Regions from separate parts of the Homo sapiens genome. Here all the other regions are linked to region 4. A link is a loop called in an ENCODE intact Hi-C map of the cell type or tissue named here. Cell type or tissue: CD4-positive, alpha-beta T cell. All regions are shown on one strand. Region 1 overlaps ALG1L2 (ALG1 chitobiosyldiphosphodolichol beta-mannosyltransferase like 2). Region 2 has its middle 40 kb from the start of TRH. Region 3 has its middle 28 kb from the start of TRH. Region 4 has its middle 22 kb from the start of PLXND1. Region 5 overlaps IFT122 (intraflagellar transport 122). Region 6 has its middle 5.1 kb from the start of LINC02021. Region 7 overlaps TMCC1 (transmembrane and coiled-coil domain family 1).

The links. Peaks named below come from ENCODE experiments on the same cell type or tissue, not always from the same donor. Only the 100,000 strongest peaks of a DNase experiment are listed, where the experiment ranks them.
Region 1: it touches region 4 in a loop (8-fold over the local background); 19 of 110 quality-filtered maps call a loop at or near these places.
Region 2: a loop joins it to region 4, with 12 times the contacts of the local background. A loop is called at or near these places in 89 of 110 quality-filtered maps.
Region 3: a loop joins it to region 4, with 29 times the contacts of the local background. A loop is called at or near these places in 25 of 110 quality-filtered maps.
Region 5: it touches region 4 in a loop (17-fold over the local background); 64 of 110 quality-filtered maps call a loop at or near these places.
Region 6: it touches region 4 in a loop (26-fold over the local background); 23 of 110 quality-filtered maps call a loop at or near these places.
Region 7: a loop joins it to region 4, with 13 times the contacts of the local background. A loop is called at or near these places in 72 of 110 quality-filtered maps.

The regions. Positions count from the first base shown.
Region 1 is chr3:130,096,156-130,100,155 of GRCh38, forward strand. ALG1L2 (ALG1 chitobiosyldiphosphodolichol beta-mannosyltransferase like 2) reads left to right here. Exons shown (of 8, transcript NM_001136152.1): 6 at 1-8; 7 at 1,020-1,095; 8 at 2,068-2,235. The coding sequence ends at 2,100. It also overlaps the pseudogene FAM86HP. Among named protein-coding and RNA genes, the nearest start is that of LINC02014, 3.9 kb to the left of the region's middle. RefSeq lists enhancers at 616-1,447, 3,111-3,940. In CD4-positive, alpha-beta T cell, a CTCF peak has its summit at 2,326 (motif pointing left); no DNase peak of the experiment used is centred here.
Region 2 is chr3:129,932,378-129,936,377 of GRCh38, forward strand. No RefSeq gene overlaps it. Among named protein-coding and RNA genes, the nearest start is that of TRH, 40 kb to the right of the region's middle. In CD4-positive, alpha-beta T cell, CTCF peaks have their summits at 2,310 (motif pointing left) and 2,511; a DNase peak (open chromatin) is centred at 2,304.
Region 3 is chr3:130,000,739-130,004,738 of GRCh38, forward strand. It overlaps the pseudogene LOC124906284. Among named protein-coding and RNA genes, the nearest start is that of TRH, 28 kb to the left of the region's middle. RefSeq lists an enhancer at 910-1,756 and a silencer at 2,316-2,535. In CD4-positive, alpha-beta T cell, a CTCF peak has its summit at 2,433 (motif pointing left); a DNase peak (open chromatin) is centred at 2,443; H3K4me3 peaks cover 414 bases.
Region 4 is chr3:129,626,340-129,630,339 of GRCh38, forward strand. No RefSeq gene overlaps it. Among named protein-coding and RNA genes, the nearest start is that of PLXND1, 22 kb to the left of the region's middle. RefSeq lists a silencer at 469-798 and an enhancer at 1,449-1,558. In CD4-positive, alpha-beta T cell, a CTCF peak has its summit at 1,757; DNase peaks (open chromatin) are centred at 502, 892 and 1,752; H3K4me3 peaks cover 1,781 bases; H3K27ac peaks cover 340 bases.
Region 5 is chr3:129,488,740-129,492,739 of GRCh38, forward strand. It overlaps IFT122 (intraflagellar transport 122), which reads left to right. Exons shown (of 30, transcript NM_052989.3): 17 at 3,402-3,455. Among named protein-coding and RNA genes, the nearest start is that of RHO, 38 kb to the right of the region's middle. RefSeq lists silencers at 939-1,147, 1,554-1,623 and an enhancer at 1,547-1,841. In CD4-positive, alpha-beta T cell, a CTCF peak has its summit at 1,604 (motif pointing right); a DNase peak (open chromatin) is centred at 1,672.
Region 6 is chr3:130,104,630-130,108,629 of GRCh38, forward strand. It overlaps the pseudogene FAM86HP. Among named protein-coding and RNA genes, the nearest start is that of LINC02021, 5.1 kb to the right of the region's middle. In CD4-positive, alpha-beta T cell, CTCF peaks have their summits at 1,566 (motif pointing left) and 1,770; a DNase peak (open chromatin) is centred at 1,562.
Region 7 is chr3:129,823,636-129,827,635 of GRCh38, forward strand. The region is part of intron 4 of TMCC1 (transmembrane and coiled-coil domain family 1); the gene reads right to left. Among named protein-coding and RNA genes, the nearest start is that of TMCC1, 68 kb to the right of the region's middle. In CD4-positive, alpha-beta T cell, CTCF peaks have their summits at 1,512 (motif pointing left) and 1,714; a DNase peak (open chromatin) is centred at 1,496.

The DNA of each region.
Region 1 (4,000 bases), 470 kb after region 4:
TTCAAGTGGTAGGAGCAGAACCCGAATTTTTTCTGGGGATAGCTTCACAGATCCACCGCTGAGGGGGAAGCAGTGCAGAGTGAGCTGCCCACAGTGAGGCCCTGCCCCTCGGTCAGTCCAGCACACACTGGAGGCCACGAGGAGGAGCCCTGCGGTTACTGTGGCTGGGCTGAGCCTCACTGAAGTAGTTGCTTCCATTTAGAGCTCATGTTACATTTAGGTTGGTACAAAAGTAATCACGGTTTTTGCCATTAAAAATGGCAATTACTTTTGCACCAACCCAGTATGAAAAAAAAAAAGCACCTTAAATAACAGAACTTCACTCGGGGCTTTTGCTCCTAGAGTAGAATTGGCGGGAATTGCCTGCAGGCTTACATGGTTTTCTTTGTTTCTTTCTCTCCCACCATGTCCCTTTTGGCCAAGCTCACGTGGTGGGTTTGAATCAGTTAAATGAGTGTCATGCTGTGGCCTCACTCCACCCAGCATAGACGGGTGTTTGGAAGGGTGGAGTTAGAGGAGATTCTAGAAGCAGTAGCCCCAGCAAAAGTTGCGCCCTTGGCCCCTGCTCAGGAGCCGGCCCCTGGATGGGATTCAGGGATGTGAGCCTCTCGTGTGAGCTGAGCTGAGGGAATGTCGGGATCAAATCTGGTGTCCTAGAAAAGTCATCTTTTATGTGCTGAACCAGTCCCCAGGGGGTTGCCTTTACTTGTTCCTTGGCCATGGAATTAAGAAAAACATGCAAAAATAATTCTTCAGTCCTTGAAGAGCATCCAGCACAGAAGGTACAAACCTTCCTTAAGGCTCTCTCCTCAAATCGGTTTGACCATTTTGATGTGCACCCCCCCCAGGCTTTTATACCCTTCAGATGCCAAATCTAAGAACCACCTCCCAGAAGCCACACACCCTGTTCCAACCCCCAGCCTGGCTTGAGCGTGGGGTGGGTGGGAGCCCAGCTGGGCACCCCAGGGGTCTAGTGTCTTCTCCAGGAAACTCTCGGGCTCCTTTTGTTCTCTCTGCAGTTTACATGAGCTGGTGAAACATGAAGAAAACCGCCTGGTCTTTGAGGACTCAGAGGAACTGGCAGCTCAGCTGCAGGTAGCCATGTCTGCCACCACGCCAGGGTGGACAGGGTTCTGGAGACTGGCACCGAGCCATGCTCCCTGATCCCTGTTTCACACAGCCAGGGTGGGACCATGCGGGGTCTGGCGGAAAAGCTAGGGAGGGAGCAGAAGTCACAGAGGCTGGCCTACTCTGCTGTCCCATTTCGGTACAGTAGGCTCGGTAAAGTTAGGACACAACCCCACCTGCCCTCTAGATTTATGGAGCTGAGACTCCACAAATGATGCTGGAGCCGGGTGGGCCAGGCTGCAGTTTAGGAAGTGATCAGGATCAGGTAGTGCGTGGGCTAAGGGAACTTCTGGGACCAGCCTTGAAAGATGGGTGGAATTCTGCAAAGGTTACTTGTTTCTTATTGCAAAAAGTAATACATCATTCTTGTCAACAGAATGATTGGGAGGATTTTCAGTAAAGGTCCAGGTCAGAAGTCATTTAGACTGGGTCCCCCAGTCTCTGTCAGAACCATGGTACTCTGTTGTGGTGTGAAAGTAGCCACAGATCATCTGTAGATTAAGGGGTGTGGCTTTGTTCCAATAAAGCTTTATTTACAAACACAGGCTGTGGGCTGGATTTGGCCTGCAGGCTGTAGTTTGTGATCCTTGATTCAGACAGTTTAGCAAGGCTGAAAAGAACACCCCCTTGTTACCCACAGATGGGTGGGACTGTGTTGGCCAGAGGCCGAGAGGAGGGTGCTCACAGGGGAACGTACATCATGTAGAGGCCGGAAGGTGCTCCAGGGCACCAAGTGTGGGAAAGTGGGACATACGGGGAAGTTTCCAGAAAGCATGTCAAGATGGAGGCGGAGCGCTGCTGGGGTGTGAAGGGTCTCAAGTCCAAGTGAGGGAGCTAGGGACTTGGGAGGGGTTGTTGTTGGGTCGGGGAGCTGGGGTCATCCAGGTGGTGACCTGGGATGGGGTGGGGACAGGCAATGAGGTAAGCTCTGCTCTTCAGTATTTTGCAGATGCTTTTCTCAAACTTTCCTGATCCTGAAGGCAAGCTAAACCAGTTCCGGAAGAACCTGCGGGAGTCGCAGCAGCTCTGATGGGATGAGAGCTGGGTGCAGACTGTGCTCCCTTTGGTTATGGACACATAACTCCTGGGCCAGAGGCTAAAACCCCAGGGCCCCTGCTGTCCTTCCCGCAGCTTCTTCTTGGAGTCTCAGGGCAAACCCTTTCAAGCAGCGCCTCCCAGTGGCCAGAAGCTGAAATGACGGCAGTGGTGCCACCTGGTGAATGACCCGGGAAGCTGTGGTTGGCCCTGATTTCTTCTTTGGAGTCTCAGAAATGCTTCCTGTCTTCTTCTGTTCTTCACGCCCCATGTCCCTGCTAGCGTATTACTGTTCTGTGACTTCCCTGTGACCTCTGCAGTACTCCTCATCCTGCATTTGGTCTCCAGGTGTCACCTTTCTGCCATGTTCCTAACACTTTGATTCCTGTCTTGAGAAAAGCACCTGCTGCACCACAAGCCCAGGGATGTGGCAGCTGCAGCGGGCTTGGCTTTGTGAGGAACCGAGTGTGTCCAGGGATGTGGCAGCTGCCGCGGGCTTGGCTTTGTGAGGAACCGAATGTGTCCAGGGATGTGGCAGCTGCAGCGAGCTTGGCTTTGTGAGGAACCGAGTGTGTCCAGGGATGTGGCAGCTGCAGCGGGCTTGGCTTTGTGAGGAACCGAGTGTGTCCACGTTGGGGGAACGTCATACTTGATACACACGTTTTTATTTGCACAAAGAAAATGCTATTTTTGGAGCCAGAATTTTCATGTCTGATTTATGGTGATTTTCTTAAGAACCAGAACTGCTGGCAGAAAGGGGGCACCCACATGCTTAGATAGCCGATGTCTTATTAGAGGGCAGATTGTGGTTCCTGATTTGGAATTTAACATTCTCCAAACATTCCAGTCCAATGAAAGTTTTATCCGCTTTCCCATATAAAAATTCTTCCCACGAGAGTGATTTGATTCTAACAATCCCGTTGGAGTCGTGTATGAGTCCTACAGTGTGAGGTTCAGCATTGCCATCTCCAAGTGCTCTCCATAGGGAAACAGTTTCTGGTCATGATGAGCTTCCGCTTCCCATCTGATCCCAGCCCAGCCTGGAAACAGAGCACGTGTTTGAGGATGGCGGTGTTTGGGGACAGGACATGAGCGTATTGTGTGGGGCTGCTAGGACAGGCCTGGCGGGGTGGGGAGTGTCTAAGTCAGTTTACTTGGTTCACAGGTTCCCAGGCCCACCCAAGTACCTAGAATTGGCCTCCAGGAAGGGACCAGAAATCTGGTTTTACATAGAAATGGCTAGCAGCAGGCACCATGCAGCTGTCCACTCTCTGCCCGAGTCTGCCCCAGCACGTGGCACAGCAGGACAGAAGCAGAGATCTGAACCCACATCTACCTGGCTGTTCCATCAACCCACTCTTCACAAAGCTTAGAAAGTGGCCGGGCACAGTGTCTCATGCCTGTAATCCCAACACTTTGGGAGGCCAACGCCGGTGGATCACTTGAGGTCAGGTGTTCGAGACCAGCCTGGCCAACATGGTGAAACCCCATCTCTACAAAAATACAAAAATTAGCCAGGCACGATGGTGGGTGCCTGTAATCCCAGCTACTTGGGAGGCTGAGGCGGGAGAATTGCTTGAACCCAGGATGCGGAGGTTGCAGTGAGCCGAGATTGTGCCACTGCACTCCAGCCTGAGTGATAGAGTGAGACTCCATCTCAAAACACACACACACACACACACACACACACACACACACACACACACACACACACGCTTAGAAGGGGCTGGTGTTCTCATAAGCACAGATGTCTGAAGAGCCATTAGCCAGAATGATTCTTTTTTTTTTTTTTTTTTTTGAGATACGATCTTGTTCTGTCACCCAGGCTGGAGTGCAG
Region 2 (4,000 bases), 310 kb after region 4:
AGGTTCTGACACTTGGGGGAGGAAGGGGCCAATGAATGATGATTTCATAGAGTATGTTCTGAGATTTCCTGAGATGTCTGGCTGTGATTCCCTTTCTTCTCATTCCTTCTTACCTCTCAGACCACACGCCTGGCCCTTGCTCCATTGACTCTCAGCCCACGATTATTCTCAGGGACCCCAAGGCAAGCAGTGAGGGGCTACTCCCCAAGGAGAAAGGTGTTCTTGGGGAGATGCTACAAGAACCTCCTGGCAGAGTCGAGGATCCTTTCTTGGGCAATCTCTCATCATTCAATCAGCACACTAACCCACAGAGGGTGCAGATGTGAACACAAAGGAAATGCCTTCCTGATGCTACTGATTGGTCAGACGATTGGGCACATCTCCCTGATGAGTGAATGTGTGTAAATGTTTGAGTGTGTGGGCATGAATATTCATATGTGTGTGAATATGTGAGTCTATGTGAGTATATCAGTGTAAATGTCTGAGCACTTGAGTATAAGTGTGTGTATGTAAGTCAAATCTGAGTATGAGCAGGTGTGAATGTTGTGTGTATACGGGTATGGCTGAGTGGGTAAGTCAACATCTTTGCAAGCATGTGTGAATGTGCATATAAATGAGTACATGTATGACTGTGAAATATAAATAGTAAGTGAGTGAAGTGTGGGTGTGTGCATGTGTGTGTTGTGTGAATGTGTGTGAATAGCCAAGTGTCTGTGAGCGTGTGTTCATTGGATGTGAGTCAGCATGTACAAATATATCAGCCTGTGAATGTTTGAATCTGTGTGTGTAACTATGTGTGTGGATGAGTGTGAGTTCATGAGAGTGTGTAACTGTAGGTAAATGCTTGAGAGCAAATGTGTGTGAGCAGATTGAATATATATGTTTGAATTATGATTATACAAATGTGTGTATTACTGAGCATGGGTTTAAGTGTATGAGTGAACCTGTGAACATTTGAGTGTATCTGCAACTGTACGTGGGTGAGTGACTGAGTGTGAGTGTATGAACATGTGGATATAAATGTTTGAGTATTAAGGTATGAGCACATGTATGTGTGTGTGAGTTCACACATCTGAGTGTGTGGACATGTGAATGGAAATGGGGTGAATGAGTGTTTATGTGTAAGCATGTGAGTGTGTGTGAGGAGGGTCTCTGTAGCTTTAGTGGGGCAAGTGAGTGGCCCACCACAGCTGGAGAGAAAGCCCTGGTTCTCCCTGGAATGTGGGATGTGGAGGTCAGGTACCTCCAGGCAGGGAGTACTAGGTCCCCACACATGGGAAGTTCACCTGCTCAGGGCCAGCACCTGGATTGCGCCCTTGGGGTCCTTGGCCTCCTGCTCCCAGCCCACTCCTGGGGGTCAGGGCAGAGCTCCCGGGCACACGTCTCCTGGCTGGGGCCCTGTCTTTCTCTCAGAGTTGAAGAAGCCAGGAGTCTCCACCTCACCTTTGCACACACGTTTGCATCATTATAATGTCAGTGGTGCAAGTCTTACCTGGCATCATTACATTTTTTCCCACTGGCCTCACAGCAAAGGCAGGAAAGGCTGGGTGTGTTCTGGAGGTTTCTTTGAGAACTCTGCTTCCATTTGAGAAATCACCGATTAGCTGCCATGCTTTGTCCTAAGGGCTTTGCCCTCATTACTTCACCCAGTCTTCCCGACAGCCATTAGCAAGCCCCTTTCAGAGTCTGCAGGGCCTGACTTCAAATAGTGATGCTGGGTGTGATTGGCTGTGCGACCACAGAAACTGAGAGATTCCCTCTCAACTCCAGTTTACTTATCTGGCAAGGGCCGCTGGAGAGGCTGCAGGGTTCTTCTCACCTTTCAGGTCTCAACCCAAGCTTCATCTCCTCACATAATTCCCTTCCTCCCTTATTCTCCATCACATAATCCCGTTTCTTTCCCCTATAATGCAATCTGTAGTTATCTTATTATTTTATCTGTTTGTTGGTGTGTTTCTTGTTGTTTCAGCCTCCATACAACTCTGAGGCAGGCACTGAGTCTTTCCTGGTCACGGCTGAATCCACAGCACCTAACACACCGCGTGGCCCTTAGTAGGTGCTCGACAGATACCCAGTAACTATTCACCGGCGGTAAATGAACTCGTGCATGTGTCTCTTGGAATCAGCTACCCGCTGGGACCTTCCCGTTGAAAACTTGGGTTCGACATTTACTGCTTTGAGTCCTCAAATCCGCTGGTGCAAAGATTTGAGAACTGTGCTTTTCTACAATTCAACTCCAATTTTTGGTCCCGGGTCCGTAGCCCACCGTCGCAGGGCCCTGGTTATTTCTGGCTCTGCAGTGCCACCTGCAGGCCATAATTAGATCTGCAGCCTGAGGAACATTTCCCACCTCTAAGGTCTCAAACTAGGAATGAGACTGGGGAGTCTAGCCGGGCCAATGACTCCAGGTGACCAGGAATTGCTAAAGTGAAAAAGTGACCCTAGAAGGTTCTCATAGACAGCTTGGTGGTAAATGATAGGAAACCTCTCTTCTCCCACTGTTCACTTTCTCGAAGCATTAAATTCCTCCTAGGGTTCCAATCCTCAAGTTGCAGGGGTCTCAGAATCCTACCTAACTCCTCTTCCTCCCCACAAGCGTGCTTACCCTGAAGCCTTCCATCTCAGTGATTTCTCAGTCCTGAAATGCTAGAGTCATCTTTATTTATCCTATACCCTACGTTTAGTCCATCAGCAAACCCTGTCTGCTCCATCCTCCAAAGACATGCCTAGAGCCTGACCACTTCACACTACTTTCTCTGCTCTTACTCTGGTGTGAGCCAACATCATCTCTCAATTGGAAAAGATTCCTCCCTAGACATTTCTCCAAAGAAGATACACAAATGGACAACAAACACAGGAAAAGATGCTCAACATCATTAGTCATTAGGGCCATGTGAATCAGAACTGCAGTGAGATACCCTTTCACACCCATTAGCACAGCTTTTATTTAAAAAATGAAACATAACAAGTGGTGGTAAGGATGTGGAGAAATTGGAACGCTTATACATTGTTGGTAGGAAGATAAAATGGTGCAGCTGCTGTGAAAACAGTATGGTGATTTCTGAAAAAGTTAAACATAGGCTGGGTGCAGCGGCTTATGCCCGTATTCCCAGCATTTTAGGAGGCCAAGACAGGAAGGTCACTTAAGCCTATGAGTTTGAGACCAGCCTGGGCAACACGGAGAGGCCCCACCTCTATAAAAAATTGAAAAAATTAGCTGGGCATGGTGGTGCATGCCTGCAGTCTCAGCTACTCAGGAGGCTGAGGTGAGTGTATCACTTGAGCCTGTGAGGTTGAGGCTGCAGTGAGCCGTGATTGTGCCACTGTACTCCAGCCTGGGTGACAGAGTGAGACCCTGTATCTAAAAAAAAGAAAGAAAGAAAAGTTAAACATAGAATTACCATATGATCCAGGAATTCTACTTCTGGGTATATACCCAAAAGAACTGAAAGTAGAGAATCAAACACATACTTATACAACCATGTTCATATCAGTATTCACAATAGTCAAAAGTTAGATATAACCCAAATGGCTATCAACAGATGAGTGGTTCACCATGAGAACCTGATGATGAAATGCAATATATCTATGTAATGAAATACTATTCAGCCATCAGAAGGAATAAAGGAATGAGTACTGATACATCCATCAACATGGAGGAACCTTGAAAACATTGTGTTTAGTGGAATAAGCCAGATACAAAAGGCCAAATGTTGCATGATCCCACTTATATCAAACATCTTTTTTTTTTTTTTTTTTGGAGGTGGAGTTTCACTCTTGCAACCCAGGCTGGAGTGCAATGACGTGATCTTGGCTCACTGCAACCTCTGCCTCCCGGGTTCAAGTGATTCTCCTGCCTCAGCCTCCCGAGTAGCTGGGATTACAGGTGCCTGCCACCATGGCCAGCTAATCGCCCGGCTAATCTTTATATTTTTAGTAGAGACGAGGTTTCGCCATGTTGGCCAGGCTGGTCTCGAACTCGTGACCTCAAGTGATCCGC
Region 3 (4,000 bases), 370 kb after region 4:
ATTCTGGCTTAAAACACTTGTGGGTCTGTCTCTCTCTCTCTCTTTTCCTTGAAACAGGGTCTCACTTTGTCACCTACACTGGAGTGCAGTGGCATGATCCCAGCTCACTGCAGCCCGACCTTCTAGGCTCTAGCAATCCTCCCACCTCAGCCTCCAAAGTACTTGGGACTACAGGCACACACCACCATACCTGGCTTTCTTTTTTTTTTGGTAGATATGAGGCTTCACCACGTTGCCCAGGCTGGTCTTAAACTCCTGGGCTCAAGCGATCCTCCCCCTTCGGCCTCTCAAAGTGCTGGGATTATTGGCTTGAGCCACCACGCCCGGCCAAGAACCTTGTCTCTTGTGATGCACCCCAGAACAAAACATCACTGCAAAAACACACCAAGGCATGAGTTTCAGTCCTAAGTCCCATTTATCCACCATACACTATGTGCCAGGCACAACGCTAAGTGCTTCTATGGACAAGCTTCCCTTAATCTTAGCAGTAACAATCCCAGGCAATGGGGCCTGTTGACCGATCCATTTGCCACTGAAGACAGTAAGGCTGAGAGAGGGTAAGTGGCTTGTGCCATGTCAGCCAGCTAAGGAGGGGCAGAACCAGGATGCAAACCCCAGCCGCCTGGCTCCAGACTCGCGTTCCCAAGGTCCCACTACACTTGGTCACTCCACTGCATTCTGGTATCCTGGTCTTTGGCAGAGTCCACGTAAAAGAGGGAGGTAGAGGGAGTGAGAGGGACTTCACGCAATAAAGTGTCCCGGCGTTACACTGCCACCGTAATTGTGTCCCGACCAGGACCTCTCCCTTCTCATCCTTTCCGTGATCGGCCCTGGAAAACCTTCCAGAGAACTGTCCTCCTTCTCCCGGGATCTCAGAGAAAATTCACCTGAGTTCAGTGTCCAGGTGACCCAAGCTCTGAATGCAGTAAAGTGCAGGGGGAGATGAGGATGTCACCATGAGCAAGTCTCCCAGACAGCATTCGGGAGCAACCCCAAGACTGGGCAGGGGGGGCTCTGATGCAGCCCATGGCGAAGAGGGCTGCCTGTGCTGCTTAAATGGGTTCAGAATGAAGGCCGCCCTCTCTCCCATGTGGGGCTCATTCACCACGAATCAAATGATTAAGACAAGCTCAGCTGAGCAAATGGTCAAACATAAAAACATATGGAAGGAACAAAGAGGTCAACCGCATTATCCATCAAAAACCGTCAAGGTGGCGGCCCTCACTGAGGGGTACAGCTCTCCAGCGGGCCCTCATCTGCCCTCCAAACCCACGTGCCTCCCCAGTGGAAGGCCAGCAAAGCCACACAGGAAGAGTTGGGGTAGGAAAGCAGAAAGTGAACCCCAGGAGGCCAGGCTGGCCACGGAACCCCATCGCACACACACAGGCCCGGTGACTCAGGGGCCCACGTGTGCAGGACACCGGGAGCTCACAGGGACAGCGCCCCGGGGGATGCAAGGAACTTTCCCTCTCTGTCCCTCTCTGTAGGAATGGAAAGAGGAGAGCGATTTCTGGGATGGAAGCCATCTGCCTCCTCTCAACTCCCGCTGCCCAACCAGAAAGGGAAGAAAAACAGGAAGATGCGGGGCAGGTGAGGAGCTGGGTGAGCGCCGCCAGCCCGCAGCCCAGCAGAGCAGGGCTTGGCCAAGCCTGGCGCCAGGGACTTCCCCCCTACCCCCGCCACAAGCCCCTCGCCAGGTGAGAGGCACTGGCAGAGTCCCAGACAGATGCCCCAGACAGGATGCCCAGCGCAACCCCCGCCCCTTCCCCTGCTGGGGGCCCCCAGGACGCGGGGCTCCCCCTCCCCTTTTGGCTAGCCGCAGAGTCCAGCGGGTCTCCCGGCCAGGGACGTCGTGGGAGAATCAGGAAGTCGAAGCCACACAGCCGAGAAGGGGCAGCTGGCGTCTCGGAGGCCGTCACGAGCTGTCACTCCGCGCCCGCCGGAGTTGCCGCTCAGTTACCAACTTCAACCCGGGGCCGGCCACGGAGCCTCCCGCCGCCCCTACCCCGCGTCCCCGGCACCCCCGGACCCCCGCGTCCGCGTCACTTACTCCTCTGCCGTCGCCACCTGTCTGGGTGCCGGTCTCCTCCCTGCCCGGCCGCGGCGCGTCCTCCCCGTCCTCGCAGTCCTAGGGCTGTGCTCTTCCCCCCTCCAGCAACAGCCGCAGCCTCTTCTCCCCGGGAGGGACGTCGTCCTCCTCCCTCCTGGGCCGGCCATCCCTGCCTCGGGGCTTGCCAGTGGCTTCGGAGCTGCCGGAAGGGCTGGCCATGGCTCCGGGGGCTCTGCCTGCACTTGGGGAAGAGGAAGGACCCGGCGAGAGCGGCCTCTCGGCGGAGCTGGGGCGTCTGAGCGCGGGCTCGGTGGGTCCGCGCGGCGCGGAGCTGGGCATCGGGGCCGGCGCGGGCTCCTCCGCGGGCCGCTCCCGGCTCTCTGGCGCCCTCTGCTGGCCGCTCACGCGCACCGCGGACACGCCGGGCCGGGGCCTGCGCCGCCCTCACCTGCCCTGGCCTAGGCGGTCGCTGTCCCCTGCCCGTAGCCAGGCCCGCTCCGGCCAGGCCCTCCACCTCCACCCCGCCCCAGCCAGGTTGCACCCCGATGGTCTCCCTGCCCAAGGAGGAGAGAAGAGAAGGGACGCCCCGAGAGGGTGGACATCGGCCACAGCCACCTTGTCTTTGCTCTTACCCTGTGTCTTCCATGATTTGGAGGTGGTGGGAAAACCGAGGCTGCTCAAAACTCGTGGAGAATTCCGCCTGCAGGATGACATGAATGCACCTTCGCATTGCCTACCAACAGATCTTTTTTGAGCATCTCTGTGGACCGGGCGTGGTGATGGGGGAGGGGATATTGTGGTGGACATGACAGGCATTGCCTTCACCCAGTGGGGCTCGGCGCTGGGTGAGGAGGCATTGAGAACGGACATTGTCAATTGGGCAAAAGGAGGCCAAGGAGAAGTGCTGGGTGCATGGGAACTGAAAAAGACAGGAGGCTCAGCAGGTCTTGGAGCTGGGAGAGGGACAGCAGCAGCGGCTGTTCCAAAGGAAGCAACAGCTGAGAGACTTCTCAGAGAGTTGTTCTCAGCCCAGTGGAGCATGTTCGGGCAGAGGGAACAGCGTGTGCAAAAGCCCAGAGGCTGGGAAAGAAGCAGAAGGAGGACTGTGGGGCTGGAGCGTGGTGGGCGAGGGGAGAGAGGTGTGGTGGGCAGACAGATTGCCTGGGACCCAGCCGTGCAGGGACAGAGGAGATAGGGGATCCTTGCAGGCCCCCAGCCAGGGCTCAGGCACAGAGACAATGCAGGTGGGCAAAGAGAGGAGAGGTGGAGAAATATTTTGGAGGCATGCCCTGATGAATGAGCCCAGGATGCACCCTTAGTGTCAGTGTGGAGCTTCTTCTTTGGTTGTGTGATCAGCTGAACCCGGGGGTATTTTCTGGACACTGAGGTGCTACACCAAGAGTCCAGGACAGGCTAAGTGAGCACCAGCAGCTCCTGGCCTACCTCAAAAGCAGGAGAGACAGGGGAGACTGGGGAGCCCGGGGGAGAAGGGGAAGCGAGGAAGGCAGGAGAGGCCAGGGAAGCAGAGGAGGCCCGGGAGGCAGTGGAGGCAGGAGAGGCTGGGGAGGCTGTGTCCTTCCCATGATTCTGCCCAGGATCCTAGGCCCCTGTACTCCCTGAGCTTCCCCACCCCAAGCGCTGGAACCATGTTGCACAATGGTCTCTCCATTAAGCTCCTGATGGCAGCCCCTACCCTGCTGTGCTCCCTATTTCAACCCTAACAGCTCTCACAGTGGGCAGCACATAGAAGGTGCTCAGGAAACACTGGTGGGGGAGCACATGGGTCTGCTCAGCACCTTCCTCTCTCCTCCAGCTCTCCCCTGTCATGAAATAATTCTGATAACCACACATGGGCTTTGAGACCCTCTTCTATTACTTTCCATATGCTAATCCATCTATACCTCACAGCAGCCCTGGGGGTGGGTGCTATTAGGATGCCCATTTTACAGA
Region 4 (4,000 bases):
ATGGAACGAAAAGGAACAGCCTCTTGATACTCCGACACAAGGATGCATCTCCAAGCCAGGCTGGAAAGGCTCCACGCTGCAGGATCCCATGTACATGCTGTTTGGAAAAGGCCAGGCCACAGGACGGGACACAGATGGGTAGTTGCCAGGGCTAGGGCTGGGGCTGGGGGGAGGGACTGACTGGGAAGGGCCACCAGGGAATTTTCTGGTTGCTGGGAATGTTCCATGTCTTGTTCAGAGCATTTACAGGGTATAAACGTGCAAAGTTTACCAGACTTCACATTTGAGATCTGAGGCCACTTCTCCTGATGTAAATTATAACTCAATGAATAAAAGTTTTTAAAAACAACCCAGTTCCATACTCGCCAGCCTGTGCCAGGTTCTTAGCCTGGGGACAGAGCTGGGGCGGGGCGGGTCCCTGCTTTCTGACCGGCAGGGGTGGGAGGGGCCCAGGCTGGGGTGCTGCGAAGGCAACCCAGGGAGGGCGCCCGAGCCCCGCCCAGGCCAGGCCCCAGGCTCTCCCGTGCTCCCGCCCCGCAGAGAGAGGCCGGAAGCGGCCCCGGAGGGCCCATTGTCCGCGCTTCCGTTCCGGCTCCGCCTCGTCCTCCCGCGGCCAGAGGTGCGACCTCTGAGCCCCTGGCCAGCTCCCAGCCGGCCTAGGGGGGCGGGGGCACGGGGCGGAGGTCCCGCAGCCCGTGCTCGTCCCGCCTCGCTTGGAGGGAGCAAGGGCTCCGAGCCCTGGGCCCAGGTCCTGTGCCTCCGCTTCCCCGGCTGCGGGTACACCCCCAGCTTCCCGAGCCCCCCGGGCCCTCGCTGCTCCACCCAGAAGTTGCGGTGACTGCGGCCCCAGCACCCCGTTCCCTGGCCGGGCATCACTTGCGCAGCATGCTGCCCCCAGAGGACAGGGCTACAGTTAGTCGCCCACACCTCATTCACCCCCTTGGGCCCTTGAGCGTCTTAGAAGCCGCAGATGCCAAGGAGGGGACGCTGCCTCGCGGATGGTCACTTGGGAGCAAAGCTGGGGACTAAAGGAACCAGGGACAGAGATTCCTGCTCTCGCCAAATTGGCCGCTCTGGGCCAGGCACTGAGGACACACCGCGAAGCCGGATAGCCAGGTCCTGTCCTCAGGGCCCTGTCCGGAAGAGGACTGGGCAGCCTCGAGTCCGCGGCAATGAATGAATGTTCAATTGCACAGATGGGGAGGCGAAGGAGGGAGGGAGGGAGGGAGGGCAGTCGCTTGGGCGGTCATTGGAGGCTCTGGGAGGCTATGCGCCGGCAAGAAGCAGCGGGGTGGAGGCAGCCCTGCGGGAGTCGGCGAGGGCCGCGTGGATGTGCTCGGTGGTTTTGAGGCCAGTGGCTGGAGGGGCGTGAGAGTGGGAGACCAGACTTGAGGGGAGTGGCTGGAGTTGAGACTCAAATCCAAGAAGGAAACGGTGGGGCTTGGACCACTTGCCTACTGAGAAAAATGGAAGTCGGGAAGGCTTTAGATCTAGTCGCGCTTGGTCACTTCCGTCTCCGGGCCTCAGCTTCCCAGGTTGTAGAAAGCATCAGGGTTGGAGGCTCTGAAATTCTGGCTCCTCTCAAGCCAAGATTAGTATGACTTCATTTTGGTTGTGCAAGAAATGGGCCTGCAGCGGTTCGCAGAGGCAGAGGGACCTAAGCTTGAAGGGCAATCAAACCGGCGTAGGCAGGAACGTCGGGAGCCCAGACCCCAGGCAGGGAGTTTAAGGTCTTGGACACAGAGGGTGCGCTCCTCGAAGCAGCCACAAAGCGGTGACAGAGACCAGGCTTACGTTTTGTTTTGAAATAATTTCAAAGTAACAGAAAAGCCGTGAGAATAGTTCCGAGAACTGCCTCCCTTATTAATGCAGATTCACCAAGCTTTAACATTCTGCTCCCCAGCCCTTGCATATTCAAGCCCCCATTGCAAGCATCGGAGAGTAAGTTGCAGGCGCGATGGCCCTTGAACCCTAAGTCCTCCAATGTGTATTGCCCAAGAACAAGGACATTCTATTGCACAACCCCAGTGGTTTTCAAGATCGAGTGATTTAACCATAATACAATAATTTAATCTGCACAACCTTACTCAAATATCACCAAATGTCGCAACGAGGTCTTTTATAGCACATCCCCTTCCCATCCCCATCCAGGAGCCACGCCAGGATCACATTTGTAAATTTAATTATTATTATTTAAGACGAGTCTCGCTCTGTCGCCCAGGCTGGAGTGCAGTGGCGCGATCTCGGCTCACTGCAAGCTCCGCCTCCCGGGTTCACGCCATTCTCCTGCCTCAGCCTCCCGAGTAGCTGGGACTACAGGCGCCTGCCACCGCGCCCGGCTAATTTTTTGTATTTTTAGTAGAGACAGGGTTTCACCGTGTTAGCCAGTCTGGTCTCGATCTCCTGACCTCGTGATCCGCCCGCCTCGGCCTCCCAAAGTGCTGGGATTACAGGCGTGAGCCACTGCGACCGGCCAGGATCACATTTAGTTGTTCACCTTTTTCATTTTGTTATTTTATTTCGTTTGTTTGTTTTGAGACAGGGGCTTGCTGTGTCATCCAGGCTGGAGTGCAGTGGCACCAGCATGGCTCACTGCAGCCTTGAATTTTTGGGCTCAAGGGATCCTCTCCCCTCAGTCTGCAGAGTAGCTGGGACTATGCATGCCAACACACCAGGCTTGTTCACCTTTATTTTAATTGCAACTTATTCACCAAGCTTACTTTGGCTGAAGTAATTTGAAAAAGATGGGTGCAAAGGGTTCTAGCCTCATCCTTCATAACTGCATGACCCCGGGCAGGGCCCGAGTCCTCTCCAGTGAGAAGTGCCAGGATCTGGGCAGGGCACATGGAGGAGCTGGAGCGGGCAGAGGATGCACTTGCATTCTGAGATGGAGCCATTCTTCCGTCCTCCCTGGCCTGGCCCATTTCCCCAGGCTCTTGGCGAAGGGGTACCTCCTGATTCACCCACCACAGTCTTCGAATGGGGCATCCAAGACTCCCCAAAAGGCACCAACTCCTTGAGAAGGCAGCTTTGGGGAACATACTCCCCATCCTGAGACAGACAAAAGGCCAGTTAGAAGAATTGCTTTAGGTCTGGAAAGGAAGAGGAGCTTGAAGGACTCCGGAGACTGGAGATAAACCCTTCTGAGAGTCAGGAGGTTTTCATTTTATATTTGCAATAAAATTGGGGGATAATCCAACCAACTTGTCAACTAATAGAGGTTAAAAATAATTTCTTTAACTTTTACTATGGAAAATGTAAACACAGGCAAAAGTAGAGAGACCTCTACAATGAACCTTTACTTACCCATTACCCAGTGGTAACAAAAATAATTCTTAATGATGGATTACTATGGATTTTGGGCAGAAAATTCAAAGGAATAATTGTGTTGCATTGCTCCAGTACTCCCTCCTTTCCCTTTGCTTATTTATGTGACAAGACTTCTCAGTGCTTACCTCTATAAAAATGAGAAATTGGAAGAGACGATGCCGACCATTGACTCATCACAGAAATAAAGAATGTTTATCCACTGGTGCACTAAATGAGGTTTGGGTAGTAGCGCAACAATCAATGTATAAGAAATACATTGCTAACAACATTTTACTTTGTTTAATAAGTATCTATCAACACTTGTAGGCCGGGTGCAGTGGCTCACCCCTGTAATCCCAGCACTTCAGAAGGCCAAGGCAGGAGGATCACTTGAGCTTAGGAGTAGAGACCAGCCTCAGCAACATGGTGAAACCCCATCTCTACAAAAAATTAGCCGGGCATAGTGGCGCGTGTCTGAAGTCCCAGCTACTGGAGAGGCTGAGGCAGGAGGATCACTTGAGACTGGGAGGTCAAGGATGCAGTGAGCTGTGATAGTGCCATTGCACTCCAGCTGGGGCAACAGAGCGAGACCTTGTCTCAAAAATAATTGTAATAAATTTATGTTTTGATGAATTGTATGCTAATGTTATTTGTAATAACTTACCAGAATTTTTTTTAAGAGATGGGGGTC
Region 5 (4,000 bases), 140 kb before region 4:
CCTGGCACATCACAGGCACTCCGTAAATGGCGGCTTTTATTATCGGTGTAGTCACTGGCCATGATGCTGCACACAATGCTGCTTTTCTTAGCATCTGCCAACTAAGGTGGGAGAGATGGTCAAGGTCTCTGATTCTGACAGCAATGTGGGCACTTCCCACGTACCTTCATGGCGGGATTCATGGACTTGATTCGTTGTGTCCTTTCCTGGCCTAGTCTATGAAAGCTAGAGAGATGGCTGAAAACATCTGACCCCTCTCTGCACATAAGGAAAAGCCCAGGTATGTTCCTGAGCTGTGTTTCCATCTAGAACCTCAGATGGAGGAAGGAATGGCTTCCAACCTCCACTCCCCTACCCCTTCCCTCTTTATCTCCCCACAGTCAATTAATGAGCTGCTCATTTTGTCCATATTCCCGGGCTGACATTGAAGGAGTGGCAAAGAGGGACGTGATGCCCGCCTTGGGTTAGATCAAGACTTGTAGGCATGAAGAGAGGAGACTGGACCAGACCAGGACTAAGAAGCCTGGCTGAGAACGAGCTGTGTCACATAAGGGGCTCTGGGACCTCAGGCCAGCCACTTTCCTTGGAGCCCCAGTCCTCCCAGTTCTGAAATGGGGGTGGTGAGAATGCCCGCTGCAGTCATGAGGCTTAACTGAGATGTTGTAAAGGGGAATTTAAATCAGGGATGGTTGTGCAGATGCTAGCCATTACTAAACAAGGGAAGTGATCGTTGTGTAACAATGATCTAGATTATATTTTTAGATGTCCTCAGTGTAGGAAAGTGGAGATGGAGGAGGCTGTAAGAATTCAGAGGAGGGGCCAGGCGCGGTGGCTCACGCCTGTAAATCCTAGCACTTTGGGAGGCCGAGGTGTGCGGATCACAAGGTCAGGAGATCGAGACCATCCTGGCTAACACGGTGAAACCCCGTCTCTACTAAAAATACAAAAAATTAGCCGGGCATGGTGGCAGGCGCCTGTAGTCCCAGCTACTCCGGAGGCTGAGGCAGGAGAATGGCGTGAACCTGGGAGGCGGAGCGTGCAGTGAGCCGAGATGGTGCCACTGCACTCCAGCCTGGGCCATAGAGCAAGACTCTGACTTAAAAAAAAAAAAAAAAAAGAATTCAGAGGAGGGAGGAGGCATCTCTATGGAGGGAGCTTCCCTCTCCTGCCCCACCCAGAAATGCCAGCAGGGAGGGAGACGACAAATCCCTAGAATAGAAAGGATTGTAAAAAGCCACAAGGTTTAATATGAGTGTTTACTGATATTTTTATAAATATATATATTTTTATATATTTGTTTAAATATTGAGACGGGGACTCACTGTGTTGCCCAGGCAGGTCTTGAACTCCTGGGCTCAAGCAGTCTTCTTGCCTCAGCCTCCCAAAGTGCTGGGATTACAGGTATAAACCACCACACCCAGCCAGATTTACTATAGTTGAAAAGTAAGTGTATGTGGTATATATCTATTGTGTACAACATGCTGTTTTGAAAAAGCCACATGATATTGAAGATAGGCTGGATGTTACTATTTCATCTAAATCCCGAGTACCCCACCTCTTTACTCTGTGCCAGGCACTCAGGCTCACCAGCTTGGATATAGTGGTTCCTAGAGATGGACAGCCATCCCCACTAGATGGCAGAGAAGAGCTGCTGAGCTCCCGCCAGACCCTGAGCAGAGCTGCAGGTTCCTCCCTATTCCCAGGCTTCCCTCTGCTGAGCTCATTCAGGGGCCTTGTGACTCTGACCAGGCACCCTGACGCTGCAAAATGTGTCAGGTTGAAGGAACTCGGAAACAGATTTATTAATGGGCAAATCCTAGACACTAGCACAGCTGAGCTACAGCTAGAAAGACCCTTGAGAGGGTGTCAGTAGCAGGCCCCTTTCCACAAAGAAGATGGTTGGAGCCCAGAAGCAGAGAAGTAGGCTCAGAGCGAGGACTCAGACCTCGAATGCTCCTTTCCCTCTTGGCCACTGTGCTGGGCTTTGCAGGGTTGCCCTCTCAAGGCGCTTTAAGGAAACCCAGATCTAGAGGGTGATGTGTAAGACCTACAGCTTGGGACACAGGTAGTCTTAGCCCTGTGTTCCTTGGCCCATGTGATGCCCGCATTGCCCTTTTCTACGAATTCCTCTTCACAAACACTTGTTTGCCAGGTTCTGACTCTGATGCCTCCCTTAACGCTGCCTCCCACCCCTGCTCATGCTCAGACCATTCATCCGTGTTCTCCAGGCATGTGGTTCGTAGTTGGAGAGCTCTTAGCTCTGGGAGGTGTCATGATCTGTTTAATTGACCAGCTTTCCCTGTTAGAATGTGGACCTCTGAATTGTGGAGGGGGACAGGGGCCGAGACATGTTTCTCCCTGGGTCCTCAGTCTCTTGACAGGAAGCCTGGTCCTGTGGGATGAAAAGATAAAGTTGCATTGTGGTCACCTGCAAGGCAGGCCGGGGACTTGCTCATCTCCCGAGGTCTTTTCAGGAGGGAGGATGCCATGCTGCTGAGCAGAGGCTGCAAGTGGTCAGGATTGCTCTGCGTGTTCAGTTCAAAGGGCTCTGGAGCTGCTGCCTCCTCTAGGCACAGGTCAGCCCATTTTGAATGGGGCAATAAATGGTGACAGCAAAGCCACCTGAAAGCAGCCTGACCTGGTGGCTTGTGCTCCTCCAAACCCTGGGCAGAATCTGAAAGCAGCAAAACTAGCTTAGCTAACACCAGTCTGCTTGTTCCTCAGAAACTTCTAGAGGTCCATGAGTTAAAGTCTCTGGCTTTACTGTGAGTTCAAGGCAAGGGCTGCAATTTTAGGGTTTACATAAAGAGTTTGCCTTCCACAGACTTGGTGGGATTCATTCCCTACCCCTCCACCTTCTTCCAGAATCTGTCTTTATACCCTCTCAGCTTTCCCCTCCTCTGCTCCCTCTGTGGTACCAGGGGCTCTGGGTCCCCTGTGTCTGTGGCACCACTGGGTAGGCATAGCTGTCCCCTGCATTCTACCCATGTTGCCAAGATGTATAGGCAGTCTCTCATCAGTCCATGCATCTCATCCTCTCCTGCTGTGATGCTGCGTGACCCCCCAGAGGGTCAGACCGGCTTGTTCTTCTTTGGGTCTAGAGTCTCCCAAGGAGGCACCGCCACAGACTGTGGCATCACGGTTTTGTTTTACCTGATCTCAAAATGACTGATGCAACTGGGATGTCTTTGCTGTTCTTTACATGGTCCAATCCCATGGATAAAGCCATGCCTCGCTGGGTGGTATAACCTCCTGCACGCACGATGATTAATCTGTGCTTGCTCCCTTCCTCTCCTCTGTGGCTCACTGTCTAGATAGAGCTTGACTTCCCACCCCTAGCCAATCACCCACTTTTGAAGCCAAGAAGACAGCTTATTTTATTCTTTATTTCTTCGCCACAGGCCTTCATCAGAGTACAAGACCTCCGATATTTAGAGCTCATCAGCAGCATTGAGGTAAAAGATGAAGCATTTTTCCTTCTCAAGAAGGCATACTTGGGGTTCCTGTTTTAGGGGCAGCCCTTCTAACAGGCAAGAGCCTTGAGGACATGGGAACAGAGCTCACTGGCGTCTGGGCATCTGGGCCACAGCCTTGCTCCGGGGGCAGAGTGGCCACACTGGGGGAGACAACAGCAGGTAGTGTGAGCTGTTGTGTGATAGCTGGGTGAGGCACATGGGTTCCGGATCTCTCCAGGGTTGGGTTTCTAGTCTGTGAAAAGGGATTGGACCTACCTCACAGGCTGCTGTGAGGATTCAGTAGGTTCTCAGGAACTGGTTTGCATCCTCCTGGTGGCGGATAGCTGGTCACCATCCTCTCAGACTCCAGTAATCTGATAGTGTTGGAGGAGTTTCCCAAATGCACATGAGCTGAGCTCCATTCCCCAGAAATGGACCTGGGGAGCAAGGCCCACAGTCTGAACTGAGCGCCCCAGAGTTCTGGAGCAACCCCTAGCCCTACTGTTTCTGGCTGAGAATATTGACCTTGTCATCCAAACCCAATA
Region 6 (4,000 bases), 480 kb after region 4:
ATGTTTTTCCTTTGTGGTTTTCTGTATCTATGCTTTATCTTATTTTTTTTTGAGCTCTGTCACCCAGGCTGGAGTCAGTGGCATGATCTTGGCTCACTGCAACCTCTGCCTCCTGGGTTCAAGCAATTCTCCTGCCTCAGCAGCCCAAGTAGCCGTGACTACAGGTGTGTGCCACCATGTCCGGCTAATTTTTGTACTTTTTTTTGAGACAAAGATTCGCTCTCATTGCCAAGGCCGTGGTGCAATAGCGTGATCTCGGCTCACTACAACCTCCACCTCCTGGGTTCAAGAGATTCTCCTGCCTCAGCCTCCTGAGTAGCTGGGATTACAGGCGCCCACTACCACACCCCGCTAATTTTTGTATTTTTAGTAAAGATGGAGTTTCACCATGTTGGCCAAGCTGGTCTCAAACTCCTGACCTCAGGTGATCCCCCCGCCTCAGCCTCCCAAAATGCTGGGATTACAGGCATGAGCCACCACGCCTGGCCTAATTTTTGTATTTTTAGTAGAGATAGGGTTTCACCATATCGGCCAGGCTGGTCTCGAACTCTTGACCTCAGATCCACCCGCCTCGGCCTCCCAAAGTGCTGGGATTACAGGCGTGAGCCACCATGTCCAGCCCTGTCAAATATTCTTTGAGGACTGGGCACCAGGTCCTTGTGAAGCAGGTAGTGTGTGTCACCTATTGGACAAATACCCAACAACCCCACGAGACATGCTGTTGTTGTTGAAGTGCTTGATTTACAGACAGGGAAACTGAGGCTAAAGAAGGTTAACGGACCTCATGTCTAAGACTGCAGAATGGGTGAGTCAGGATTTGAACCCACACCCACGTTTTCACTTTGTCTGTGCAGGAAGGGTATCTGGGCTGTGAGGGGGAGGAGGGTGCCCTTCTCATACCAGCAAATAGCTCCAGTGGCCCTGGGTGGACTCCTTGGCCATCAGGGTCTCTGCCAGCGCCTCGTACAGCTCGTCCAAAAGCTCCGTGTGGACAGCCTCGTGCTGGGGGCAGACAGAGTGAGAGCTTGTTTGCTTTCGTTCTAATCTGTAAAAATGGTCAGATGATTTTCACCAAGTTTGGAGGGGAGATTTGGGATGGAATGGTGTAATACCAGCCAGCTGGCATATAAAATACTCACTTCGTTGGGTGTGGTGGTGTGTGCCGAATAGTCCCAGCTAATCTAGAGGCTGACACGGGAGGACTGCTTGAGCCCAGGAGTTCGAGGACAGCCTGGGCAAGAGACCTTGTCTCTAAAAAAAATTTCACTTGGTAGGGCAACCTGGATGGGAGGGCCTTCAACAAGAGGTGTTGAGAGGTTAGGGTTAGGTGTAGTCTAGGGAAGGAAACAAGGATTCCGTGAGAGCTGCCACGTGACCATGACAGAGAGCTCTGTGTTTGGATCAAACAGAGAGGAGGAAAACAAAAGGTGCTTTTAAGTGAGCCCAGGCAGAACTGTGAGGGCGGCCCATGCTGCAGGCTGTGGCTGTCAGCAGGCTGCTTCTCCACAGCTGGTCCCATCCTAGGATTCACAGGGCAGCAGCAGGGTACACTGGGTGACTGCTGCCCTCTCCTGGTGGCACAGGGCAGACCTGCTGGTGAACACAGATGCACGCTTTTGGGGAGGACTAGGGAGAAAGCAGGTATTGGAGAAGCAGGGGATTGTTTATTTGCTAAAAGTGTGGCCCTTTCACTCAGCAGGTCTGCTACTGCCTACTAAGGAACGGCCTCTCGACATCCTCATGTCAAACCCTGCATGTTTGGGCCCATCTTTAAAATCCATCCTAGGCCAGGTGTGGTGGCTCATGCCTGTAATCCCAGCACTTTGGGAGGCTGAGGCAGGCGGATCACCTGAGGTCAGGAGTTCGAGACCAGCCTGGCCAACATGGTGAAACTCTATCTCTACTAAAAATACAAAAATTAGCCAGGCATGGTGGCGTGTGCCTGTAGTCCCAGCTTCTTAGGCACGAGAGTTGCTTGAACCCAGGAGGTAGAGGTTTCAGTGAGCCGAGATTGTGCCACGGTAATCCAGCCTGGGCACCACAGTGAGACTGTCTCAAAAAACTAAATAAATAAGTAAAAAATAAAATCCATCCTGTATCAGTCAGGAAAGAGCTCATTCCAGCAGGATCAATGCAGAGAATTCACAGAGGAACTAGTTCCAAAGGTATGGCAAGAGCTAAATCTTCCAACAGGGGCCTGTGGGGCAACCCAGAGACAGACAAGAGCAGGAAACTCCAAACCCTTCAGCGGGCAGGACAGAGGGTGTGGATGAGGGTTCCAGTGCTGTGGGCTGGACCAGCCTGGTAGGAATGAGAATTCATATTCTAGGAGCTGGGGCCCCAGAGAAGCAGCTGCTGTGGAAACCCCATGAGGCAGAGTGAGGGAGAGACGCTGGTCTCCCCTTCTTCCTGCCCTGCACTGTCTCCCATGGGTCACACTCAGCTGCAGCCAGTTGCCTGGGGAGGCCCCTGCCATGCTGGTATTGGCAAAGCAGGCCCAGGGCCTGGGAAGGACGGGGGCTCCAGCACGCAGGTGGCTATGCTGTCCAGCTACTGGGCGGACACTGCCCATTGCTGACATTTTTGATGAGTTCTGAGAGAAAGCACTGGGCACACTTGACTGATGGCGGGTGCTTCACACACACAGGATGCTTCACAGTCTACAGCAAAGGACAGAACGTTGGTTGCTCGAGAGCCCGTCTTAAGTCTCCTATGAGCTTCAAGCCAACACAGCAGAGGGCAAACTCCAGGCTACCCGATCCCTCAGCAAAGATGTAGATGGACACGGCGTTCTGGCCCCACGCATCTGAAGTTTGTCTTAAGATATAAGCCGTTTCCTAAAGATGCTTCCACTGCAGTGGCACAGGATATTGCAGCATTTCTAATGCCCATTCTGAGCAGGAACACAGGGCACGTGGGCCTAAACCACCTCCCTCCCAGGGGAGCCAGTGTGAACCAGGGCTTGCAGTAAGGACAGTCGCCAACTGTCTGGCTCTATGGAAGAGGCGGGAAGGCCCACTCGGCAACTGCTCTCTTGGAGTGTGTGTCCCTGGGGACAGGATGGAGGGGAGGGGACGCTCAGGGTGACACTCCAGCTAAAGCCGAGAGAAGCCAAGTGCAGGATGAGCAAGTTCCAGGCAGTGGGAACAGCTGGTGCAAGCTCTGAGGTGGCCACAGGCTGGCACTTGGAAAGGAGGGCAGATGCACTGGTGCAGCAGGAGTGGGGACGGTGGGAAAACAGGAGCCTGGAGGGAGAGGGAGGAGACAGTCCGCAGTGCCTGCTGGCTGGGAGGGATGCAGATTCTGCCCAAGGGCAGCAAAGTACCCCATGCAATACACAGGCTCTTCATGCTGGTGCTGGTTTTTCATTTTTTCTGACACAGTCTCTCTCTGTTGCCCAGGCTGGAGTGCAGTGGCCCGATCTTGGCTAACCGCAGCCTCCGCCTCCTGGGTTCAAGCGATTCTCCTGCCTCAGCCTCCCAAGTAGCTGGGACTATAGGCGTGCACCACCACGCCCAGCTAATTTTTTAAATTTTTAGTAGAGATGGGTTTTTGCCATGTTGGCTAGGCTGGTCTTGAACTCCTGACCTTAGGTGATCCGTCCACCTCAGCCTCCCAATGTCCTGGGATTACAGGTGTGAACCAGTGCACCCAGCCTTGTGCTGGGTTTTAAAGCAGCTCTCCCTACATTTCATGCTTCACCACCTACGAGAGTGAGGCTCAGGGTGAAACTCAGAGCAGGGTGCGAGATAACTTCAGGTATCTCCATGCTCGAAGCCCTGACCTACTGTATTGCCCCGAAAGTCTTCCCTGCTGTGGCTGCATCTTTTCCAAGTGGATCATCTTGGTTCACCTCTAGCACAGGAATTCTTCACTGGGGCTCCTAGGATGGGCTGGGTGGGTGGGGGTGGAGGATGTCTGCCTCCCCTGAGTTTGTATGGAAAATGTATTCTTCTGGTGCACTTCTTTCTGGGAGGGAGTCTATTGCTTTGTCTTTTCT
Region 7 (4,000 bases), 200 kb after region 4:
AAACAAACAAACAAAAAAACAGTCTGCAATAGTAATTACCTTACACAAAACACAATCTTGGCCTATCCCTCCGTCTATCTATCTATGACTCTTTGGAAGCAAGACCTTATATTAGCGTTCTGGATAAACCAAAGAGTAGTGGACTTTGGATACTAAAATTCTCCTCCTCTACTCCTAAGATTCAAAGCTATTGATAAAGTACCCAAATCTCTGATGAATAAAAGAGAAAAGCAGAAATTAGGTCACATACTATATATGTTTAGGAGTCTGATTACCCTAAAGCCTGGACCATTTTGTTGTATAAAGGAAAAAGAGGTTAAAGAGTGAACTCTACTTTCCATTACGTTGAGCCTTCATCATAAAAGGCTCTGAACAGAAAGAAAGTAACTCAGACTTAAAAAACAAACAAATGAACTTTGGCTGGGCGCGGTGGCTCATGCCTGTAATCCCAGCACTTTGAGAGGCTGAGGCAGGTGGATCACTTGAGGTCAGGAGTTTGAGACCAGCGTGGCCAAAATGGTAAAACCCTGTCTCTACTAAAAATACAAAAATTAGCTGGGTATGGTGGTGTGTGCCTGTAATCCCAGCTATTCTGGAGGCTGAGGCAGGAGAATTGCTTGAAACTGGGAGGTGGAGGTTGCAGTGAGCAGAGATCATGCCGCTGCACTCCAGCCTGGGTGACAGAGCGTGACTCTGTGTCAAAAAAAACCAACCAACCAAACAAACAGAAACAAACTTTAAGAAGCATCCCTATGATATTACACTTTGCATAACAAATTTACCAAGGTTAGGAACAGTTAGCTTATCTGTACCTTCACTTCTACTCTTACAAGAACTATATTTGATGCCCACATGAGATCATTAAGGATAATCAAAATATCTTTGGGGCCAATGAATACATATTTATATTAAAGGAAACTCAGTATTGGGGGAAAGGACATAGCCATAAACATTCTGGCTTTCAGAGGTAGGGTCAATAAACCTGTAAGTTACTTGCTTTGGCAATCAAGTTTTGCTACGTAAAGTATCTTTAAGGGAGAACAATGAGAAAGCCAAAATACATCTTCATTTCTAACTTATGCCCACTGTTCCAGTTCCGTATTATTAAAGGCCTATAAGACATTCTCTTCATAGTAGGTGTCAGCCACCCAACTGAAACTAAATGGTTTTCCTTAAAAAATACAATTTTTCAACTGTTTAGTGGAAATGGAAAATATTTTCTGATTCTCCCAAGCAAACTTCAGATTTTAAAATTTTTTATTCTAACATTGTTATCAAATCCTACCTGTTCTTCTATTGTCCATTCCACTTCCACAGTTATCAATTCAGCTCAATATTTATAAGAGCACTATCACTATTTAATAGTCACTGTGCTCAAGCTAGCCCACATCCTAATGACTTCCTGTACTAATTAAATTATCACCCCGGGGTTAATCAATGTCCTGTCAGGCATCCATCCCCTCACTTCCACCTACCAATCCTCACCTAGGGCACCACCTGGTGGTCAACAAAATGAATTATCCTTTTCCCCGCTTCATTTCTTCCCCACTGGGAGAACAGTACACCTGCATTACTAGTTTTGCTTACAGTTCAACTAATTCAAACTTAGAAATCTTTTTATTTGAACACATACATCTCCCTCAAACTTCTTCCACTTTTCTCTATCTTCCAGGTACAGCCAGGCATTACAAAAATTTCCCTTTCCTTCTGCCTATAAGTAATCCAAAAAGCTTCCCTCATTGCAGCCTAATATACACTGCTTTTCCTAAATCTGGCTATAAATAAGAAGATGATATAGTGAGCTCTGAAGTGATATTAACCTTAATAGAGAACCTGAATCCATAACTTCCAAACTTTCCCTTTAGAAGCTCCGAAGTTTACATCTATCTTTTTTGGTGGGGGTGGGTGGTAGGGGGTTGAGACAGGGTCTTGCTTTGTTGCCCAGCCTGGAGTGCAGCAATAAAAAGGAACAAACTATCAACACATTCAACAACAGTTGAATCAACAACAGTTGAAAAGTATTACACTAAATGAAAGAAGTCAAACACAAAAGACTGCATGATCTAATTTTTTAGGAAATTCTAGAAAAGGCAAAACTATAGCAATAGAAAGCAGATCAGCGGCTACCAGAGGCCACCGGTTGGGTAAGAGGGACTGACTGCAGCCAAGGGGCATGAGAAATCATTATTTGGGGGTAATGGGAATGTTCTATATAATGACTGTGTTACTATAAAACTACACATTTTTCAAAACTAGTCAAGATGTACACTTAAAACTGGTGGATTTTACTGTAAGCATATGCTAATAAAGTTGACAAAGCATTAAAGAAACAATGTTATGAAAAAAGTTCTCACTTTGCCCTCTTTCTCTTGAAGTTTTCCAATAAAATCTGCTTTACTTACACTTTTTCTTTTTAACATAAAAGTCTATAATCCCAGAATCACTAGCTGTAAATTCCTTAATGTTCTCTGGTAAAGGCTGAAGATTAAGACAAGGTACATAGCTGCACTGTCAATCTTTACTGCCAACTAGTTTGGGTAATCAGTGACCAAATATTCTTTTTATTTCAAAGATAACTAATATAGGCTGGACACGGTGGCTCATGCCTGTAACCTCAGCACTTTGGGAGGCTGAGGTGGATGGATCACTTGAACTCAGGAGTTTGAGACTGGCCTGGGCAACAAGGCAAAATCTCCTCTCTACAAAAAAAAAAAAAAAAAAATTGGCCAGACATGCTGGCATGCGCCTGTAGTACCAGCTACTCAGGAGGCTGAGGTGGGATGATCACCTGAGTCTGGGGAGGTTAAGGCTGCAGTGAGCCACGATCACACCACTGCACCCCAGCCTAGGTGACAGGGTAAGACCCTGTCTCCAAAAAAAATAAAATGAATATACACATAAATATGTGGTACTTTTCCCCATTTAAATTTTTTGAATTTTAATTCACATCATTATTTTGACAGGTTTAAAGTGATTTACTGTCCATTATCTATATGTTTTAAATATCATATTTAGGTAGGAAAGGTTTAAAGTTCTAGACTCAATATTTATATTTCCAGGTAACTTAATATCCAATAAAAAAAAAACCTTAGGAAAAGTTTAAGGTACTAGACTCAGTATTTATATTTCCAGGTAACTTAATATCCAATAAAAAAAAACCTAACTGTACCGCAAGCAGACACAGAATGAAAACGATCAAACAAAAACCTTAAGGAATACACAAAAGTAATGCTGAAAGATAGTTGAATGGTAACTTACAAGGCAGACCTAGCCCACAAATGTGTTCAGTGTGGCTTGCATATCTGTTAAAAATCAAGAGATTTCCCATCTAGATTTCCAGTTTCTCTTGAAAAAAATCAGAAGCTCTGGCAAGACTGTGCCCACAGTACTAAATTTCAACCATCAGCTAAAGCTAAGACATTGCCTCTGTTAAACAAAGCAGGAACTCCTCAGTTTGTCCAAGCTCCATAACACCTAAGTTCACTCATTGTCACTACCTGCATGGCTACGCGTACCTGAGTTTTCAAACCCTAGCAGGACTATTTCTTCTATGTGCCTCAACTAACCATAACTGAGAGTTATATGGAAAAAGTTTCTCCTAGATTTAATATGCCTGGTTTTGGGTAAACCCAAAACAATCTGTTTATTAATAGTACACTATAATAATGTATATGCTCTACTGTGGCATGCAAAATGTAAAATGAATGCTGCTGATGTACTACAAAGTATATGAAAATTATAACCAACTTAGTGTACTTCCATGGTAAGCACAAACTCAGATTCTAGAACTTTATTCACTACATTCATTAATGTAAGAAAGCCATCTCCATGTGCAAAATCAAAACAATAAGAAACAAAGCATCTTTATTGCTCTACCATAAAACTGACCCTCAAATATACAGAAAGAATACATGAAATATACTTAAGGTTTTAACGAAAGGATAAAATAAAATATAGCACTATGTTAGGAAGGAAATAGGAATATAATTCTAAGCATTCA